Linked DNA regions of Homo sapiens: all the other regions are linked to region 3. A link is an interaction called in ENCODE POLR2A ChIA-PET data of the cell type or tissue named here. Cell type or tissue: endothelial cell of umbilical vein. All regions are shown on one strand.

Region 1 (2,500 bases), 100 kb after region 3:
TGGAGTCTCACTCTTGCCCAAGCTGGAATGCAGTGGCACGATCTCAGCTCACTGCAACCTCTACCTCCTGGGTTCAAGCGATTCTCCTGCTTCAGCCTCCCGAGTAGCTGGGACTATAGGCACATGCCACCACACCCGGCTAATTTTTGTACTTTTAGTAGAGGCAGGGTTTCACCATGTTGGCCAGGCTGGTCTCGAACTCCTGACCTCATGTAATCCACCCGCCTCGGCCTCCCAAAGTGCTAGGATTACAGGTGTTAGCCACTGTGCCTGGCCAGAAAACTTTCATGTATCAGAGGATTTTTTTTTTTTTTTTTTTGAGACGGAGTCTCACTCTTGTTGCCCAGGTTTGGAGTGCAATGATACAATCTCTGCTCACTGCCACCTCTGCCTCCCAGGTTCAAGTTATTCTCCTGCCTCAGCCTCCTGAGTAGCTGGGATTACTGGTGTGTGCCACCACACCTAGCTAACTTTGTAGTTTTAGTAGAGACGGGGCTTCACCTTGTTGGTCAGGCTGGTCTTGAACTCCTGACCTCAAGTGATCTACCCACCTCTGCCTCCCAAAGTGCTGGGATTAGAGGTGTGAGCCACCGCCCCTAACCCAGAGGAATATATATATATATATATATATATATATTTTTTTTTTTTTTTTTTTTTTTTTTTTTTTTTCTGAGATGGAGTTTCGCTCTTGTCACCACGGCTGGAGTGCAATGTCACACACTTGGCTCACTGCAACCTCCGCCTCCTGAGTTCAAGTGATTTTCCTGCCTCAGACTCCCGAATAGCTGGGATTACAGGCACCTGCCATCACACTTGGCTAATTTTTGTACTTTTAATAGAGACAGGGTTTCACCATGTTGGCCAGGCTGGTCTTGAACTCCTGACCTCAGGTGATCCATCTGCCTCGGCCTCCCAAAGTACTGGGATTACAGGCATGAGCCACCGTGTCCATCCAAGAATATTTTATGTATCAATTATGAACCTGGTAAAACTTCTGCCAGAATTATTGTAACCTGTATAGAAAGCATGTAGACAACTGAAAGAAAATACTTTTCCTTTTTTTTTTTTTTTTAGTTTTAAATAGAGATGGGACTCTATGTTGCCCAGACTGATCTCGATCTCCTGGGCTCAAGTCATCCTCCCGCCTAGACCTCCCAAAGTGCTAGGATGACAGGTGTGAGTCTTTTTTTTTTTTTTTTTTTTTTTTTTTGAGACGCTCTGTTTCTCAGACTGTACTGCAGTGGTGGTATCAGACTGTAGTGCAGTGGTGGTATCACAGCTCACTGCAGCATCAAACTCCTGGGCTCAGGCAATCCTCTCATCTCAGCCTCTCAAGTAGTTAGGACTACAGGCACTTGCCACCACACCTGGCTAATTTTTTAGAAAAAATTTGTAGAGACAAGGTCTCATTATGTTGCCCAGGTTGGTCTCGAACTCTTGACCTCCAGCCATGTTCCCTTCTCAGCCTCTCAAAACATTGGGATTACAGGTGTGAGTCAAGGTGCCTAGCCTGAAAACATTGTTTCATATCTATCAACAGAGACCAACTCTTCACCAGCCTATAAATAATCTCAACTCGCTATTCCCACTAGGTTCATTTCCAGTAAAATAAATAAATACAAGTACATTAAAAAACCTAACAAAACAAACAACCTTGGTCAGGACAGAGAAAAGTACAAAAAGGTTTTCTTAACTAAAAACAAAAACAAAAACAAAAAACAAATAAACAAAACAAGCCAATTGTGTCTTACTTATGTTTTATTAAGATTTTAGAAAGAAAATATTAGCATAGAAGTTTCCTGTGAATTTCCTAAGAGCTTGAAACAAAAATAAATGATCAGAAATGTTTGGGAAATACTCTAAATGAAAATATTTTGTCAAATTTTTTATATTCCAGTATTTAGTGACTCTGTTATCTATATACTGTTGTGTAGTATTTTTTTTAACTTCACAATATAAATGAACATCTTTTTCCATCAACACAAACTAGATCTACAACATTCTGTTACATGGCTCCAGTGTAGCCCACTGAAAGGTTATATTATTATTTATTTATTTCTATTTTTTATGATAAAAACAGTCATAGCCAACATCATACATAAATTTTTTTAACACCTCCAAAGATGAGCATTGATTTTTTGTTGTTGTTCATGTATCTTTGCACACTTGTCTAATTACTTTCTTAAGACTTCTCAAAGTGGAACTGTTAGGTCAAAAGGGATATTTTTGTATTCCTATTGCCAGATTGCCTTCAGGAAAGATTATATAGGTTTATCTTCCCTTTGAGAATATATAACATTGTTCAATTTCCCAATCTTTAATGAAAACCGAGCTAGCTTCAGTGATTTTTTTTTTTTTTTTTTTTTTTTTGAGTCAAGGTCTTGGTCTGTTGCCCAGGCTGGAGTGCAGTGGCGCAATCACGGCTCCCTGCAGCCTCAGCCTTTCTGGGCTCAAGTGATCCTCCTGCCTCAGCCTCCCAAGTAGCTGGGACTGATTTTTT
Region 2 (2,500 bases), 94 kb after region 3:
AATTTAATCGTAAATGTTAATTTATACAATGGCATTTAATGTTTCCTCTGATAGTTTCTGTAACTTGTAGATGTCAGTCATATAAGAAATTAAAAGTGGCTTCATGTATATAATTCAGGATAGCTATTTATGCATTCTACTGTATATTCAATTAAAAGGAAAAAATTAATTTTAGATTTGTCTTCCTCATTAATGTTTTTTTCACCTGAGTTCCACATGAAAAGTGTTCTTTTCTGTTAAATGTGACAATCTTTAAATTCAGTTTTTGTTGTTGTTGTTGTTGTTTGAGACAGTCACACTGTCACCCAGGCTGGAGTGCAGTGGCGCGATCTCAGCTCACTGAAACCTCTGCCTCCTAGGTTCAAGTGATTCTCCTACCTCAGCCTCCCAAGTAGCTGGGATTACATGCGTGCACCACCACACCGGCTAATTTTTGTATTTTTAGTAGAGACGGGGTTTCACCATGTTGGCCAGGCTGGTCTCGAACATCTGACCTTGTGATCCACCCTCCTTGGCCTCCCAAAGTGCTGGGATTACAGGCGTGAGCCATCACGCCCGGCCTAAAATCTGTTTTTATTTGTATGCCTGTGAATATTTTCTTTGAAATGTTGCAGCAGGTTTCAAAACTGGTGTATTAGTCAAGGTTCTCTATAGGGACAGAACTAATAGGATAAATGTATATATGAATAGGAGTTTATTAAGGAGTATTGACTCACACGATCACAAGGCGAAGTCCCACAGTAGGCTGTCTGCAAGCTGAGGAGCAAAGAAGCCCATCCGAGTCCCAAAACCTGAAAAGTATGGAAGCCGACAGTGCAGCCTTCTGTCTCTGGCCTAAGGCCTGAGAACCCCTGGCAAATCGCTGGTATAAGTCCAAGAGCTTAAATAGAGAAAATTATTAGGAGTTTAATGACCCAACAGCAGGGTATTAAACTCAGTATGAGTCCCTTTTGAGACTAAGGCCTGGCCTGTATGCCCATGAAGCCAGCCCTGCATGAATTGCTAATATACTCATTTCACCATGTTTATGCTATGTTAGGTAAGCAACTCAATCTCCAAATTCCCTTTTTGATAGTCTGCTTACTATGTAATTGAGTCATGGGAGCAGATCTCTCATGAATGGTCTAGCACCATTCCCTTAGTGATAGGCAAGTTCTGGTTGTTTAAACGTCTGTGGCACCGGGCCAGGTGTGGTGGCTCATGTCTGTAATCCCAACACTTTGAGAAGCCAAGACAGGTGGGTCGGTTGAGGTCAGGAGTTGGAGACCAGCCTGGCCAACATGGTGAAACCCCGTCTCTACTAAAAATACAAAAATTAGCCGGGCGTGGTGGCTCACGCCTGTAATCTCAGCTACTTGGGAGGCTGAGGCAGGAGATCTCTTGAACCTGGGAGGCAGAAGTTGCAGTGAGCTGAGATCATGCCATTGCACTCCAGCCTGGGCGACAGAGTGAGACACCATATCAAAAAAAAAAAAAAAAAAAGGTCTGTGGCACCTCCCTCCTCACTGTCTCGTGCTTGCGCTTGCTTTCTCTCTCTCTCTCTCCATGTGATTTGCTGGCTTCCCATTTCACCTTCTGTGATGATTAGAAGCTTCGTGAGGCTCACCAGAAGCAGATGCAGGCACCACATTTCTTGTACTGTCTGCAGAACCTTGAGACAATGAAACATCTTTTCTTTATAAATTACCCAGCCTCAGGTATTTCTTTTTTCTTTCTTTCTTTCTTTCTTTTTTTTTTCTGAAATGCAGTTTTGCTCTTGTTGCCCAGGGTGGAGTGCAATGGTGTGATCTTGGCCTACTGCAACCTCTGCCTCCCGGGTTCAAGCCATTCTCCTGCCTCAGCCTCCTGAGTAGGTGGGATTACAGGCGCCTGCCACCACACCCGGCTAATTTTTTGTGTTTTTAGTAGAGATGGGGTTTCACCGTGTTAGCCACGATGGTCTCGATCTCCTGACCTCGTGATCCGCCCACCTCAGCCTCCCAAAGTGCTGGGATTACAGGCGTGAGCCACCACACCCAGCCCAGAAGAAGCCTTCATCTAGATATCATAAAAATACTAAACTTGGCCAGGCAAGGCGGCTCATGCCTATAATCCCAGCACTTTAGGAGGCCAAGGCGGGAGGATCACCTGAGGTCAGGAGTTTGAGACCAGCGAGACCAACATGACAAAACCCCGTCTCTACTAAAAATACAAAAACTAGCCAGGCATTGTGGCACATGCCTGTAATCCCAGCTACTCAGTCAAAAAAAAAAAAAGATTATAATTCTCTTTCTTTCTTTCTTTCTTTTTTTTTGAAGTAGGGACAGGATCTTGCTATGTTGGCTACACTGGTCTCAACCTCCTGGGCTCAAGTGATCCAACTTGGCCTCCTAAAGTGCTGGGATTACAGGCGTGAGCCACTGCACCTGGGATTCTTGTATAGGTGGATTACTGCTTATAGGAGGCAGGATAATGAATCCTTAAACATATCAATGTCCTAATCTTCAGAATCTGTAAATGT
Region 3 (2,500 bases):
CACTATGTTGCCCAGGCTAGTCTCGAACTCCTTGACTCAAGTGATCCTCTTGCCTCAGCCTGCCCAAAGTGCTGGGATTACAGGTGTGAACCACTGTGCCTGGCCAAGAGTTACTTTTAGATGAAATGTGTTGTTACCTTTCCCCTTGAACAACCACCACTTCTAAATTAACCTTCACTTCTGATGCTGGGGTCACAGTTGGAAATCTTTATTTTTCTCTTCTCTTATGGCCTCCTTATTCAGGCAGTCACCCTGAAAATGTAGTACAGGTAATACTTTCTCAACTGGAATGTCTCTTGATCTCTCCTCTATTTCTCTCAACCACTGCCCCAATCCAAGTCTAAACTTCCCATCCTTAATTTCAACATCTTCTGGGTATAGTGTCTTTGTCTTTTCTTTAATTTTTTATATGTTTCATATTTTTCATATTGATCTTCAAAGAATAACAGTCGTGTAATTCGGGTAGAGTTGTGAACACAAAGATTCCATCAACTGTTAGTAAATGAGGCAGCAGTGTTGTCTGGCATTGTCAAAACTTTAGACAGGACCCTACATTGCCAGGAGTCTTAACTTCTTATCTGGTAAAAGAGAGGTTGAATTAAAAGAGATATCTCTAAATTCCTTTTCATCCGTGACATTGCCTATACCATTTTATTTGCTCTATCATCTTGATGGCATTGCTCTTTAGTCTATTTACAAAATATTACTTATTTAAATAGCTTGGTCTAGGGCTGGGTGTGGAAGCTCACGACTATAAACCCAGCCCTTTGGGAGGCCCAGGGGAGTTTGAGCCCAGGAGTTTGAGACCAGCCTGGGCAATATGGCGAAACCCCATCGCTACAAAAAATTAAAAATTAGCTGAGCATGGTGGCACATGTCCGTGGCCTCAGCTATTCGAGAGGCTGAGGCAGGAGGATCACTTGAGCCCAGGCTGCAGTGAGCTGTGTTTGCACCACTGCACTCCAGCCTGGGTGGCAGAGCAAGACCTTGTCTCAAAAATAAAAATAAAAAAAGAATAAATAGCTTGGTCTTACAGAATGTTTTATTACCAACACATTTCAAGAAAGGAAGTTATAAGAGCAAAACTGTTGTACTTAGGGTGTTATGAATGTTTTCATTTGTTATGACAGTTTGACTTGTATCAGAACCCACCACACCTTATCAAACCTCACACTCTTCCTTTTCACCCACCAACTGGCCCTTTTGTTCCAACCAAGATGATTTATTGAAACTCTACATCCTGCCTTATATTCTCTTTGCCACTGGGCCTTTGCTAATGCTGTTTTCTTTGCCAGGCTGACTTTTGCTTCTCGGTCTTTGACGATTATGTCTCTCTTTTCTTTTTTTTTCACCACATGGGTTTAGTCTTCTCACATAGGTAATTAGAGTAGGTAGTCTTGAGCGGCAGTGTCTCCATCATGTCACCAGTGTCTCTTCTTCTTGTATCTTATGTTTTCTGTCTTCTATTCTGCTCATTGTCTCTCCTGATCAAAAGATGGCCTTTGCACCCCAGCCCCACGTGTCTGTGCCAGGGAAGTAGAAGAAAGCTGTAAGGAGAAAATAAAATAGAAAGTCCTTGCCTGGCATGGTGGCTCATGCCTGTAATCCCAACACTTTGGGAGGCTGAGGCAGGCGGATCACCTGAGGTCAGGAGTTTGAGACCAGCCTGGCCAACATGGCAAAACCCTTTCTCTACTAAAAATAGAAAAATTAGCTGGGTGTGGTGGCATGCACCTGTAGTCCCAGCTACTTGGGAGGCTGAAGTAAGAGAATCTGGGAGGCGGAGGTTGCAGTGAGCCGAGACTGCGCCACTGCACTCTAGCCTGGGAGACAGAGTGAGACTCCATCTCAAAAAAAAAAAAAAAAAAAAAAAGAGAAAGTCCAGTAGAGGCTGGGCGTGGTGGCTCACGCCTGTAATCCCAGAACTTTGGGAGGCTAAGGCAGGCGGATCATTTGAGGTCAGGAGTTAGAGACCAGCCTGGCCAACATGGTGAAACCCTGTCTCTACTAAAAAATACAAAAATTAGCTGAGCGTGGTGGTGTGCACCTACAATCCCAGCCACTTGGGAGGCTAAAACACAAGAATCCCTTGAACCCCAGGGGGCAAAGGTTGCAGTGAGACAAGATGGCGCCACTGCACTCGAGCCTGGGCAACAGAGTGAGACTGTCTCAAAAAAAAAAAAATTACAAAAAGAACATCCAGTAGACTTTCATGTAAGTCCCATTGACCAACACTGTGGAATATGGCCACCCTTGGGCTGTGAAGGAGGTTGGAAAATGTAGTTCTGTGGTTAGCAATATTCCTGCTCTCTCAGAAAGAAAAAAATAAATAAATAAAAGGACAATGAATTGAGGGAAGGCAGCTAGTAGTGTCTGCTCCAGTCTCTAAAAATAGAAAATTTTCAGGCTGGGCACAGTGAGTCACACCTGTAATCCAGTATGTTGGGAGGCTGAGGTGGGAGGATTGCTCAAGCGAGTTTGAGACCATCTTGGGCAACAT

What was found. Peaks named below come from ENCODE experiments on the same cell type or tissue, not always from the same donor. Only the 100,000 strongest peaks of a DNase experiment are listed, where the experiment ranks them.
Region 1: POLR2A ChIA-PET joins it to region 3 with 9 read pairs; 3 of 35 experiments call an interaction of 5 or more read pairs at or near these places.
Region 2: POLR2A ChIA-PET joins it to region 3 with 6 read pairs; 2 of 35 experiments call an interaction of 5 or more read pairs at or near these places.

What each region holds. Positions count from the first base shown.
Region 1 is chr6:110,835,883-110,838,382 of GRCh38, reverse strand. It overlaps a transcript of AMD1 not described here. Among named protein-coding and RNA genes, the nearest start is that of SNORA40C, 11 kb to the left of the region's middle. In endothelial cell of umbilical vein, no CTCF peak of the experiment used is centred here; no DNase peak of the experiment used is centred here.
Region 2 is chr6:110,844,021-110,846,520 of GRCh38, reverse strand. It overlaps a transcript of AMD1 not described here. Among named protein-coding and RNA genes, the nearest start is that of SNORA40C, 3.3 kb to the left of the region's middle. In endothelial cell of umbilical vein, no CTCF peak of the experiment used is centred here; no DNase peak of the experiment used is centred here.
Region 3 is chr6:110,938,326-110,940,825 of GRCh38, reverse strand. No RefSeq gene overlaps it. Among named protein-coding and RNA genes, the nearest start is that of GTF3C6, 19 kb to the left of the region's middle. RefSeq lists a silencer at 2,274-2,474. In endothelial cell of umbilical vein, no CTCF peak of the experiment used is centred here; a DNase peak (open chromatin) is centred at 1,205.